Linked DNA regions of Mus musculus: region 2 is linked to region 1. The links are chromatin contacts, found by POLR2A ChIA-PET in ENCODE. All regions are on one chromosome and are shown on one strand. Each heading gives the region's core, a stretch centred on a gene start or an enhancer-like site at or near the end of the contact. The rest is flanking DNA. Distances are from core to core; before and after follow the strand shown. Region 1 holds the start of Grn (granulin). Region 2 holds the start of Itga2b (integrin alpha 2b).

Region 1 (6,723 bases), core at 1,153-3,652:
CAGACAGACTCTGTCTCTAAAGTGGGGTCGGGGGAGGAGGAGGAGGCAGAGCCTGCTGGTTCATGTCTATAATCCCAGCTAAAGAGTCCAAGTTCAAGGTCTATGTGGGTTATATAGTGAGTTCAAGGCTAGCCTGGAAAACTTAGGGAGACTCCATCTCAAAATAAAAAGTAAAAAAAAAAATAAAAATAAAAATGAAGAGGCTGATCTTCTATGGCAAGATGGGAGGCAGAGTCAAGAAAATCATTTGGAGGCTTAAGGGCCAGGTATCATGAAGCACACAGCGCGCAGAGGCAAAAACAGAGACCTTGCCTTAAAAACAAGGTAAACGCCGGGCGTGGTGGCGCATGCCTTTAGTCCCAGCACTGGGGAGGCAGAGGCAGGCGGATTTCTGAGTTCGAGGCCAGCCTGGTCTACAAAGTGAGTTCCAGGACAGCCAGGGCTATACAGAGAAACCCTGTCTCGAAAAAAACCAAAACCAAAACCAAAACAAACAAACAAACAAACAAGATAAACAAGGTAGGGTGGTGGTGGTGGTATGTGGCTTTGAACCCCAGCACTGAGGAGGCAGAGGCAGGTGGATCTCTCTGTGTTTGAGTCCAGCCTGGTCTATAGAGTGAGTTCCAGGCTAGCCAGAACTCCACAGAGAAACCCTTTCTTGATAAACAAAACCAGGTGGACAGATCGACTGTCCAAATGTTGTTCTGTGAAATATGCGCTCCCTCCTTCAGACGGAAACCAGAACCTCTCGTGTTAGATTAGAGCAATGCCATTAAGCTGTAGCCCCAGAAGTTTGTTCTACCTTTTTATTATTTATTTCAAGCGATTGCGTATGTAAGTCTGGGGGTGCGCTAATGCTATGGTGTGTGTGCAGAAGTCAGAAGTCGTGGTTTCTGGGAGTCATTTCTGTCTTGTGAAACAAAGGAAGCAGGTTTGTTAAGCTTTTACCTGCTCCCCATTTTATTTCCCCTTGAGGCAGTGCTGCGTCTAGGATGTAGCTCAGTTGGTAGCACTTGTAGCTCAGCATGCTCAAGGCCCTAGGTCTAATCCCAGCAGCACAGAAACTAAACACGGCAATCTGCACTTGCAATCGTGGCGCTTGGGAGATGGGGGCAGAAAACTGAGAAGTTCTGTGTCAGCTATCTATCAAGCTGAAGCTCGTCTGGAACACAGGAAACCCTGACTCAGAGGGTGAGCTGCAATGTTGCTGAGTCTGGTTTCCAACTCCTGGGGTTCAGCAGCACCCCTTCCTCAGCCTCCGCAGATGGCTGTGTCTCACTAGAAGCATAAGCAATGGTCTGTTCTGGGGACACCTGTATGAATGTCATGGAACACCTATGCTAACACCATCAGGATGCAGAATGATGCACCAGTCTTACACACTTTCTGGGACTCCAGTGTAAGAAGCCCTCACGGAATTCCACAACCCTGCATGCACTCCTCTCTATGTAAGACTCCCACTGTCCTGAACTGTATGGCTGACCCCCATGGTCTCTATTCACCCACCATAACAATTCCTCGAAGGTGGGGACAGCTGAAACAAGGAAACCCCTTCCATCTCGACAGCCACCAGCCTACTCCACAGGCAGTGCCACACACTTGGCTAATGCCCTTATCTTGAACGTGGCTTTCAACCCTTGCTAGAGGCTGTCTGTAAAGAACAAGATATAAACTACCCAAGGAAAGGATTCACTGTCTTTCCCAATCTAGTTTCAAGTTCCTCTGTCCCACCTTATCAGCCTCTTAAAATTCTTTCAGCTTCAATTTAATGCAGTGCTATCAATATGGATTTAAATCTCTTCTTCCCCCCAGTTTGAGCCAATCTCCTGCCTCCTCCCTACACACATCTACAGTGCCCGGTACTCGCCCTTGAACCTTTATTAGATTTAGTCTAAGCCACTCTCCCCATTCAAACCTGGGGACTATTTATCTTCACCCTCACAACCATCTTCCAACTGGTTTCGAGTCCTTGTCTGCCAGGCGTGAAGAGACAGGAATGTACAAAAGTCCCGATCCAGAAGCAGACACCCTCCAGTAAACGACCTTGAACGCGTGCCCTCAGGGCAGCTCTCCTAACTGTGGGTGCCCTTAGGCATGAGGTGTCTCATCTCTGCAACACTCTGCCGCCAGAACCCAAACCAGCAAGCTCTGCCCTGGGGGAGGCGGGCTATGTTGTCATATGATTCTCTAATCACATGATCCCTAGAAATGGGGTGTGGGGAGAAAGAGGAAAGGGAGGAGGAATGTGAACTGAGTAGAAAAGAAACACAGCATTCCAGGAGAGTCCCGCCTCTACGTAGACAAGTAACCAATGGAAGCCCTGGATCTCCGAGCAATGGCTAATGGAAATTGAGGTGGGCGGGCCATCGTGCGGCCAAGCCCTAGTCCTGGAGCTGACCGCCAGATGCCTCCCAGGGAGCCCGGACCCCGACGCAGGTAGGAGGACCCTCTGCAGACAATCTCCCCGGCTACTGTCCAGAGGTCCAGAGGCCTGACCAGGCTGCCTGTGCAATTGAGGGTCCTCTGGAGTCTCAGCTCAGAGACAAGAGAAGACCTGCCTCTTGAAACTCCCCTAGGGGTTTCTGATGCACTAACGAGGTTGTTTTTTTCTTTTCTTTTTTGGAGGGGTGGGGGCAGTTGTTGTAGAGACACCTCCCCGCACCCCCTCCCCCCCAATAAGAGGCTTCTCTTGCCCAGCATGTCGGAAAGCTGCAGGCCTTTCTCCAGGACAGGAACCACCCCACTCTTGGGCCAGCTCCTCTCTTGTCCGTACTTCCCACCTCTGTCTCCAGGTCCGGCTCTTTCTCTTTCGGACGCTGCAAGTGTTCTCTGCGGCGGCGTGCATTGGGTGGGGATCTCCGGCCCTTGGCCCCCAGAGCTCAAAGGGGTTGCGAGCAGGACCAGGGCGTGATGGCTGAGTCCCTGGGTTGTGTCAGCTTTATTTCCTTTCTTGGGGGGCGAGAGAGCTAATTTCCGCCTCTCCCCGCCACTTTTCCCCCGCTGCCTCTCATCTGGATTGGCTCACCTTTTAGGAAATTCATTTCCCCTCGACACTCAGAGTTGGGGGGTGCCACCTAGTGGAAGATGTCGGAGCTAGGGCTTTGAAAGGCTCCAGTTCTCCCTAGCTGTGTAGTGTAGAGGTGGCCAGGGGCTCACCACTCCCTAGCCCCGTTGAGAGGAACTGGGTCTTCCCTACCCCTTCCTGGTTAGGAGATGGCCTCTGGGATGTTCTTTGAATTAGGTGAAAGGGCACTTGAAAAGACCTAGAGAAGGAAAGAGAAAGATGGCAGATCCTTCTATGTAGCCCAGGCTGGCCTGGGATTCACCTTATAGCCCAAGTTGGCCTGGCACTTGCAACCCTCCTACCTCAGCCTCCCAAATGCTGGGATCAAAAGCATGCCTGCCATGTGTGGGTGGCATTTCCTGTCTTTCATAGCCACCAGTGTCCAGGCAGAGAAGAATTGAGACACAGGGAGCAATTTCTGACATAGAGTGTCACTTCCAGGACTAAAACCCAAGTCTCTGTACCTACTTTTTAAATATTTTATTATTATTATTATTATTATTATTATTATTTTTTTTTTTTTTTTTTTTTTTTGGTTTTTCGAGACAGGGTTTCTCTGTGTAGCCCTGGCTGTCCTGGAACTCACTCTGTAGACCAGGCTGGCCTCAAAACCAGAAATCTGTCTGCCTCTGTCTCCCAAGTGCTGGGATTAAAGGTGTGCACCACCACCGCCCGGCTCCCACCCTGTTTCTATCCTGCTTGGGTCACCTGCCAGAAAAATGCTCTGTCCTGTCCTGTTTGGACCTCTGGCCTCTGGGATTCAGGGTCCTTCTCTGACAATATTCAGGGAGACCAGTTGGCATATGAACCCAGTCCCATATCCCGTCTTTTTTCCCTGACTTGATCCTTAGGCATGGATTTGAAAAGTGAAAGTAATATTATAATTACTGTTTTGCATAGTTGTTGCAGAGAAATACAGTAAGGAGAGGGAGAAAGACTCCCTAGAGGGTCTTTGAATATTGTTGGGTCATTCTGGGTTGCTGGGTAGGCCAGCTGGGCTGGGGAAAGGCTTATTAGGGAAGTGAGAGGCTCGGTTCCTCCTGCTGAGGCAGTGAGGCACTGTGCTGGGTCTTCCCACTTGCAGCTGAGTTTCGGTTTCTGAGGGGGGAGAGACGGAGGCGGTCCGTTTGAGGTGCCCTGGTGATGTCGGGAAGGGCTCACCATGAAGTTAGCTTTAAGGCTGATCCAGTCTCTGTGTCCCCTTCCCTTGGGTGGGGTGGGGGGACAGTTGTGGGTAGGCGGTGGCTGGCCCATAGGGAAGCCAGACCAGACCCCACTGACCACTGCACTTCTGTTTTTACAACTTTCTCCACTGCTCGGTTTCCCATATGATCATGTGACTGATGACTGTCCCTCTCCATCCCCCAAGGCTTTTGAAAGCTACAGGTGGCAGTTCAGTGCCGGCAGTGGGGCTGGCCATCCTCCTGTGTCTGCTGAGGTCTCCTCTGCCTCCCAGTTAGCCCACAGTCCCATAGATAAAGCCACAAAAGCCACATGCCTTCCTGACTGCCATACCCCGTGCCCCCCCCCCCCACTTACCCAGAGTCTCAGCCGTATGTGAGGCCATGAATCCACACGTGTTCATGCCCACAGTGTGTGCCAGCTGACGCATGTGCGCTTGCTGCACACTGGTAGGACGCTGACACAAGCGACACATCTGCTTGCTTTCCTGTTGGCTTGTTGAGAAGACTCAATGAAGCCAGGGCCTTGGTCAGAGCACAGGGGAGTGCGTGGCCTCAGAGTAGAAGGTGGCACAGAGTTTAAGGTGGCTGCCAAACTTTGCTTGGCATTTGTAGGCAGACCATGTGGGTCCTGATGAGCTGGCTGGCCTTCGCGGCAGGGCTGGTAGCCGGAACACAGTGTCCAGATGGGCAGTTCTGCCCTGTTGCCTGCTGCCTTGACCAGGGAGGAGCCAACTACAGCTGCTGTAACCCTCTTCTGGTGAGTGCCTCCTGCCCCAGTTGGCACCCCGGGCCTTTTGAAGGGCTGGCTACCTTGGATTGACCAGAGCAAGGCTGGCACAGACCCTTTGGTTGATGTCATCTCTTCTTTCCAGGACACATGGCCTAGAATAACGAGCCATCATCTAGATGGCTCCTGCCAGACCCATGGCCACTGTCCTGCTGGCTATTCTTGTCTTCTCACTGTGTCTGGGACTTCCAGCTGCTGCCCGTTCTCTAAGGTGACAGTGCCATTGGCTTGGGGAGTTGGGGTGTGTGTGTGTGTGTGTGCTTAAAATCTGTGTTTACCTCTTTCCTTCACTCTAATAGTCCCAAGCAAAAGCGTCTTGCTCACACAGACCTCTCTGTGTCCATAGGGTGTGTCTTGTGGTGATGGCTACCACTGCTGCCCCCAGGGCTTCCACTGTAGTGCAGATGGGAAATCCTGCTTCCAGATGTCAGGTGCTGTGGGGCACAGGGGAGGGGGGCATGTGGGGAGGGACATCGGGTGGCACCTGAAGGGCCCAGGAGCCCAACCGCCTGGGTGGCCCTGATTCCAGAACAGAGGGGCAGTTCTGAGAGAAGAAGGTGACAGATAAGGATGCCGAATTAGGGGTCTGGGGACACGGAGAGGCCATGCTGGAGTGGTTTAACACCACTGGATGCCTTAGTTGTCTCTCTGCAGTAGGGGCTACCTGGGAGATCACCTAAGCCCTGGGACTGGCCACTAAACCTCCTGTAGCTGGACCAGCAGTTCCTTCTTGACGGTCCTGGTGAATGGCCTTTGCTGACTAGATTAATGGAATTCTGGGTTCTTCTATTTGCAGATAACCCCTTGGGTGCTGTCCAGTGTCCTGGGAGCCAGTTTGAATGTCCTGACTCTGCCACCTGCTGCATTATGGTTGATGGTTCGTGGGGATGTTGTCCCATGCCCCAGGTACAGGTGTAGGGAAATGGTGACTAGCGGGTAGCGGGGTGGAACTGGGACCTGGGGCTGATGCAGATGGATTGAGGATTATCTGTCTCTTCTCAGGCCTCTTGCTGTGAAGACAGAGTGCATTGCTGTCCCCATGGGGCCTCCTGTGACCTGGTTCACACACGATGCGTTTCACCCACGGGCACCCACACCCTACTAAAGAAGTTCCCTGCACAAAAGACCAACAGGGCAGGTGAGGAGGCTGGGAGCCACCCAGCCAGCAGCACCTGGGGGGTGAAGCCACATTTGACTCTTGGATGGGAAAAAGTCCCCACCATCCTGGCAACCCCTCCACATGCCTCATTGCTCTTTCAGTGTCTTTGCCTTTTTCTGTCGTGTGCCCTGATGCTAAGACCCAGTGTCCCGATGATTCTACCTGCTGTGAGCTACCCACTGGGAAGTATGGCTGCTGTCCAATGCCCAATGTGAGTGAATGGCTGGATTCCCCTGAGCCCATATATAGTCTTACAAGGAGGCTCCAAGCACTGGGCTGATCCCTGAGAGCTCTAAGGCTCATGCTGCCCCCTAGTGGCGGTTTGAAATAGTGTACGCTATCAGCCTGGCTCGCTCCCTGTCCTCACTACTGGAGTTCAGAGACTTATACTTGTCCCAACCTAGGCCATCTGCTGTTCCGACCACCTGCACTGCTGCCCCCAGGACACTGTATGTGACCTGATCCAGAGTAAGTGCCTATCCAAGAACTACACCACGGATCTCCTGACCAAGCTGCCTGGATACCCAGG
Region 2 (6,723 bases), core at 2,323-4,822, 39 kb after region 1:
TGGAAACATGCCACAAAAGGGTACCCGGGCGGTAGCTGGAGATGATGTTCTCAATTGGAACGCGAGCCAGGAGACCTAGGAAGGGCACAGGGAGAGGGCTATGGGAGCTCAGAAACATGAGTCCCAAACTGCGAGATGGGAGTGGGTTGGATTCCTGGGCACATACCTAAAAAAAAGTAGCCTCCAGGGGCTCCAAGCACTAGCTCCCCAGCCTGAAAAAGAAGTCCTGGTCGTGAGACGGTCTCTCCTATTCTAGAACAACCCAGAACCATTCTGCCTGTATGGTATTCTCATATTCATTTATTCTCATCCTCCCGACCCCCCCCCTTTTTTTTTTCGAGACAGGGGGTCTCTCTGTGTAGCCCTGGCTGTCCTGGAACTCACTTTGTAGACCAGGCTGGCCTCGAACTCAGAAATCCGCCTGCCTCTGCCTCCTGAGTGCTGGGATTAAAGGCGTGCGCCACCACGCCCGGCTAAATGTTAATATATTTTTATCTCATTTTTATGGCAGGGTCTTATTACCTAGCCCAGGTAGACCTCGAACTCGAGCACCCCTTTCTCGGCCTCCAATTGCTGGAATTATAGGCGTGGACCACCGAAGCCATCCCCTTCTCCTTTTAAGAGCAGTCTTACTTTGAAGCCCAGGCTTGCCTTGTATGTAGCCCAGGCTGACCTCAAACTCGCCCTCCCCCTGTCTCAACCATCAAGCTGAGCTCTCTTGTTTGCTTTTGCCTGTGACTTGCCTGGGTCACCGCCAAGCTGAAGCCTGCTTCACAGTATCGCTTGTCTCCGCCTACAAGAGGCAAGCGGGGATCAGCCAAGGGGAGGTCCCCCGAATGTGCGCTTAAGCCAAGAGCCCCGCGTGGGCAGGGGGAACTATGCAGAGCCCGGAGGACATGGAGGCGGGGCCCAGGGGCGTGGTGTAGCGGAGGGGCGGGCCCCCGGGGCCCGAGGTCCTTGGTGGGGCGGGGTTGGCAGCGATCAGTGGGCGGAGCGAATGGCAAACCAGAGCTTACGAAAACTCTCTGCGTAAACGGAGCTCATGGTGTTGGCGCGACAGGGCGAGTACTCTGCGCGGCCCCCGCTTTGGAGCTGAGCCAAGAAGCAGCCTCCTACCGGAGTCTTCTCTGCCTCATCGCGCTTTTCCAGGACATTCCAGTGCTGCCAGGGGGCACAGGCCTAGAGCAGACCCACAGGAGAGTAGGGAAGGGGGCTTATTCGGGCTTCCCCCAACGTGTCCCTACCCTGGATTTGCTCCCTTTGACTTGTCCACAGTACCCACCACAATGACGTCATTCCAGCTGACGACCGACGCCCCAAGTCCTTGCCCGGTCTTGAAGGTTTGGAAAATTTGGAAGCCTAGGTTTCGTGTCTCATCCCCTGGAGGGCACAAGTAAAGGTGGAGCTCTGGAGCCCGGCCATCCATTTCCACCTGGGGACCCCCTTTCCCCTTCATTCTTGAGACTCACTGAGGTCGAAGAGCAACGGGTTGCACTTGCCACCATTGGCCTTCCAGGGGCACAGGAATACGGCTCCAGTCTCCTCTTGACTTGCGTTTAGGGCCCTGGGGGCGCCCACCACGATGGACACGCTGTGTAGGAAAGCTGGATGAGCACAGGTTATGGCCTTTCTATCCTGCCCGGTGCCCACTGCCCCAGCAGTACCTGGAAGGAGGCGTGGCATAGGAAAAACTGGACCACCTTTCCTCACAGATAGTCCTTTGAGGACAACCTCTTCATTTTAGCTGAAAGTGGATTCTTAGGAAATTAACCTGAGACTAAACCAGTTGGTTTGGTTTGGATGGGAAGGCTTTAATAATCCTTACTGAAAAGACCTGTTATGCTTCCTTTGTACACCGATTTCCCTCACCCTCACTCCCTCCCAACAAGAACCAGACAAAATGTCTGCCTGTCAAACTTCTAGAGAGATCCCTTAGCTAGACCTGGTTGAAAGGGGGAAGGCCGGGGAGAGCTCACTGGGATGTACGGTACTGACAGGGTTGAGGAGCCTAGCAGATCTCTGTTTAAATCAGGCCTGCCATATGTAAAATGGAGGTAATGACAACCAATGTTGCTGTTGGAAGAGTAAATGCAATAATTGTATGAGAGGTATTTAGTATGATCCGGCAACATGCTTTTGTAAACGTGTGCGTTAATAAACACACAGGATGCTTATTAAATCGTGCCCATGTGACCAGACCTTGGGGAATGAAGCAGGAGACCGGAAGAAAAGAAAGGAGTTGAACAGAGGCACTCAGGAGCTCTGATGCCAGGAGGGTTTCGTTTGGTTGGTTTTGTCTATTTGTTTTGAGATAGGCTCTCTCTATGTAGCTCTGGCTGTCCCGGAGGAAACTCACTATTTGGATTAGCAGGCTGGCTCTGCCTAACTCTGCTTTCCAGTAAAGGAGATTGGTTAAAGGTGTCTGTCATGACACCCATCAGGAATTCTATGTATTTATTCTGATGGAGTCTTGTTATGTGGCCCTGGCTATTTAACTTGTGGTAGTTCTCCTGCCTCAGCTTCCAAGTCCTGGGTTTGCAAGCACATGTTACCACACTCAGCTAGAGAAGTGCCCTTTAGAATCATTAGAATTGAGGCAACCCTGGGTTCTTCCCCATCACGAATAGTCTCTGCGTGCAAGCCATCTTGGGAAGGGGACCTGATTTTTGATGAAGTGGCTCTCTCAGGCAGAAGAAATAATTTCTTGCAGCTGTCTTTGAGAATAATTACTATTCCCCAGTCCTGGGCAATCCAGTGTCCATCTCAATAAGTCACTCAGGATAAACACAGCTATGTAGATGAGCCAGGAGTCTGACCTCAAAGCCTGATCCATACTGACTGTTAGTAATCTAATACTTCTTTTCAAACATCTGTAATTTGGAAGGAGGTGAGGCATGGAACGGAGGAAAGCAAGGTGTACCAGGTAGGTACTTGTAGCTTTGCCAGTCAGTTTAGGGTGAGGGGAGGGAGGTAAAGCCGGTCACATCACTGACACTTGGGGAAAAGGAAAAAGGAAGACATCAGCTTTAAACTTTTGTGCTCATCTCCCCATTGCTATCTCTCCCCAGTACCCACCCTGGAAACGGTCCTCCATTGACAGGAGCTCCACTCAGACCGGAGAACTGACCTTGCTCATCTAGGTACTGAGAGAGTCCACAGGAGCAATTCGAGGGTGCAGACCTCTCTTAACGCCCATATGTCCTTTAGCGCTCACCTTCCATGTTTGTCCTTATGAAAGTCCACTGAGAAGCCAAAGTGGCTGCCATTGGGACCTGCATAGACGGAGAACTTCTCAGAGTCCAGGTTCAAGGCCCAGACTGGAGGAACAGCACTAGGACCCAAGAACAGTGGTGTCCACTGCAGAAGCCACAGGGAATGCCATGCGCAGGAGGCTCTGGCCATCTTCCTTCTTCCCAAACGTCCTAAACAGGAATGGGCCAGCTCTTTCCCTTTCCCTGAAGTTCCCACCACCGGAAGTTTCAGCTTATCAGACTGGAGCTCATGGCTGAGCAGCAGGCATGGCAGAGGGCAATAGCCTCTAGACGTCGACTAGGACGGGGGAGGGCCCACCCCGGGGATGGATGCTGATGGCTGGAAGTCACTGCTTCCCCTTCCTCTCCAGGAAAGCTCACCTCCATGTCCTGTTGTCTCTGTTTCTCAGCCACAAGCCCGGCAATCCCCTTTCTCTTTCTCTTCCTCTGTCACTGTGAAAGTCCAGCCACCATCCCTTTCTGCCTGGGAAAGTATAACCATGAATTCGCTGCCTGGCTCACTTTGCCATGGCCCACAGTTGTACAGCTCTTACCTCCCCCATGCAGCTGACCATCCTGCTCTTGAATGCTGTGATGTGGCCAAGGGGAGAGGAAGGAGTAAGCAAGCTGTTCTCCCCTGATAAGACCAGAGGCTGTCATCATTTTGAGTAGGACATTTACCCACTTCCTCCCCCATGAGCCTTTGGGCAGCCTCAGCCGGTTGCATTTGACCATCACTTTCCTCACGTCTCCATCTTGAACCAAGTCTTAGTGTGGTTACACTGGAGCCTTCAATACTGGGCAGAGGGGTGATGAATGGGTCTTGGCCTAAGTGGGGGGAGATGGAGCTAAAAGGACATCATTCTGAGGTGCGGCGTTCACAGTCCTCGAGGTTGAGCACCAGCTGTTCAAGTGAACAGCTTTGCTCCTTTTTGGTTGACAGTATCTACATAAATAAAATAGATTGAAAGATAGCTAGAATAGAACCTTCCAGAACTGTTTGTGGACGGAGTCACTGACTAGGAGAAACCTCGTGAGTCCTCAGGATGGCACCATGGCATACACACACATGGGCATGGTACCTGATGGCACTTTTTACTGGGTTGAGTACCCGAGTCCTTTGAGAGCAAGGGTTCTTTCTGCTGTCCTAGGGCCTAGCCCACAGCCCAGCATGTAGTGCTGCTGAAAGGCTGAATCTGAAGTCTTCCTAAAGGATGGAAGGAGTAAACAAAGTGAGGAGGGTCAGATTCTGCGTAGAAATATTCTTCTCGGGCTGGAGAGATGATGGCTCAGTGGTTAAGGGCACTGACTATTCTTCCGAAGGTCCTGAGTTCAAATCCCAGCAACCACATGGTGGCTCACAACCATCCATAATGAGATCTGACACCCTCTTCTGGTGTGTATGAAGACAGCTACAGTGTATTTACATATAATAAATAAATAAGTCTTTAAAAAAAAAGATCCTTCTCTATGGGGGTAGGGGGCAGAGAGCAGAAGAGCACCACGCATGCCCTGATGGTCTTGCTTGCCTTTTGCCCCAAGGCAAAGGGTCGTAGGACTATAGCCACACCCTCCTTTAAGTCTTTTCTTTTTTCCCCTCCTTTTCTGCAGTGCTAGGGATAGCCTTTCGAATGCAGGACAAGTGCTCTACCATGAAGCCATGTCCCCTCCATCTTTATTTCCATGAATTAACCACTGCCTTATCCTACTTTACCACTCTCCCCTCTTCTGAAGCACTCCTAACTCTTCCCTTCCTCGCATGCCTCCCCTTAGCACACAGCCTAACATTTTACCCCTCACTAAGCAGAAAGCTCCTTGGATTTTATTCAGGGCTCTCTTCACTGGTGTGTTTCCAGTGCCAAAACATGACAGGTATGTAGTCAGTCACACACCAGTGTCTGCTGACCCTCTGTCTCCCTACTGTTCCCAGATAAGTGCTTCCTGAATTGTTGGTCTGTTCTGTGTAGCCCAATATTGACTCACATCACATGGTAGTTTTTTGCCTTACAATTAAAAAAATTTTTTTTTAATTTATTTACGTATGTGAGCACACTGTCACTGTCTTCAGAAACACACTAGAAGAGGGCATTGGATCCTATTACAGATGGTTGTGAGCCACCATGTGGTTGCTGGGATTTGAACTCAGGACCTTTGGAAGAGCAGTCAGTGCTCTTAATCCCTGCGCCATCTCTCCAGGCCCTTGCCTTGGATTTTTTTTAACCACAGTTTAAATCCGTTTTGTGTATGTATGTATGTATGGGCATGTGTGCCAAGGCATGAATATGGGGGTTCACAGCTTTTTTTTTTTTTTTTTTTTTTTTCCGAGACAGGGTTTCTCTGTGTAGCCTTGGCTGTCCTGGAACTCACTCTGTAGACCAGGCTGGCCTCGAACTCAGAAATCTGCCTGCCTCTGCCTCCCAAGTGCTGGGATTAAAGGCGTGCGCCACCACGTCTGGCGGGTTCACAGCTTTTAAAAATTGGTTTTCTTCTACCATGTGGGTCTCAGGAATTGAACTCCAGCCATCAGGCTTGGCACTGAGTGCTTTCACTCACTGAGCCTTCTCCCTGTCTTTGTTCCTTCACTCTTACCCCTTGTGGCCTCTTTTCAAATCAGGGTCTCAATAGCCCAGGCTGGCCTTAAACTTCAGATCTTGCTGCCTCCACCTCTGGAGCTGAGACTCCAGGGATGCCACTACTAATGCTGGTTTATGCACTGGAGTAGACTCTTTGTTGTTGTTTTTCAAGACAAGATTGCTCTGTGTATCCATGGCTATCCTGACATTTTGTAGACCATGTATGTTAACCTCAAACTCAAAGAGATCTGCCAGCATCTGCTTCCCAAGTGCTGGGATTAAAAGTGCATACCATGTGACAAGCTTTATTATTATTATTTTTTTAAACGTATTGTTCACGTGTGTGTGCTTATTAGCACCATGTGTGTACAAGTGCCACAGAGGCCAGAGGGTTTTGGTTCTGCAGTTACAAGCAGTTGTTAACTGCCTGATGCGGATGCAGAGAAGAGCAGTAAAGCCTCTTAACTGCGTCTCTCCAGCTCCACTTACCAGAGTTTTAGAAAACAATTTCTATTGTTTGAGACATAAAAGCTACAAAGACAAGTCAAGAGTCTTAACTCAGTCTAGAGCAGGTTAAGCCCAGGACACTCAGGACCGCCACCCGGGGACAGCAAGTACGCCTTGGAGAACAGAAATTACGAAGTGGCTCTAGAAAGTGGATCCGGCTGGGACTATTTTAGGAAGACAAAGACTAGCCTCAGCAGAGTTCTGGGTATACTGTCCACAGGTGGAATGCCACAGGTAGGATTCAAGCACAGGTTGCTTTGTCTGGTTGACACTGGGAATAATACACGTAACCAGAGCAGGAGACCAGAGCTCAGGAATCAAGAGGAGGAAGTAGAGGGCTAAGTGAGGAGTGCGTAAGGGGTGGGTGGGTTATGAGGGCAGGAATGGCAGGC

What was found. ChIA-PET counts read pairs that join two places held with the same protein, here RNA polymerase II (POLR2A).
Region 2: POLR2A ChIA-PET joins it to region 1 with 10 read pairs in embryonic stem cell. The contact joins the promoter of Itga2b here to the promoter of Grn in region 1. POLR2A ChIA-PET finds 5 or more read pairs at or near these places in 4 of 5 experiments (Patski and embryonic stem cell).

Annotation. Positions count from the first base shown.
Region 1 is chr11:102,428,105-102,434,827 of GRCm38, forward strand. It overlaps Grn (granulin), which reads left to right and starts at 2,403. Exons shown (of 13, transcript NM_008175.5): 1 at 2,403-2,436; 2 at 4,861-5,005; 3 at 5,121-5,246; 4 at 5,382-5,466; 5 at 5,832-5,941; 6 at 6,038-6,173; 7 at 6,296-6,405; 8 at 6,599-6,722. The coding sequence starts at 4,868.
Region 2 is chr11:102,466,311-102,473,033 of GRCm38, forward strand. It overlaps Itga2b (integrin alpha 2b), which reads right to left and starts at 3,573. Exons shown (of 30, transcript NM_010575.2): 1 at 3,215-3,573; 2 at 1,470-1,591; 3 at 1,283-1,380; 4 at 1,017-1,179; 5 at 744-793; 6 at 167-212; 7 at 1-75. The coding sequence starts at 3,402.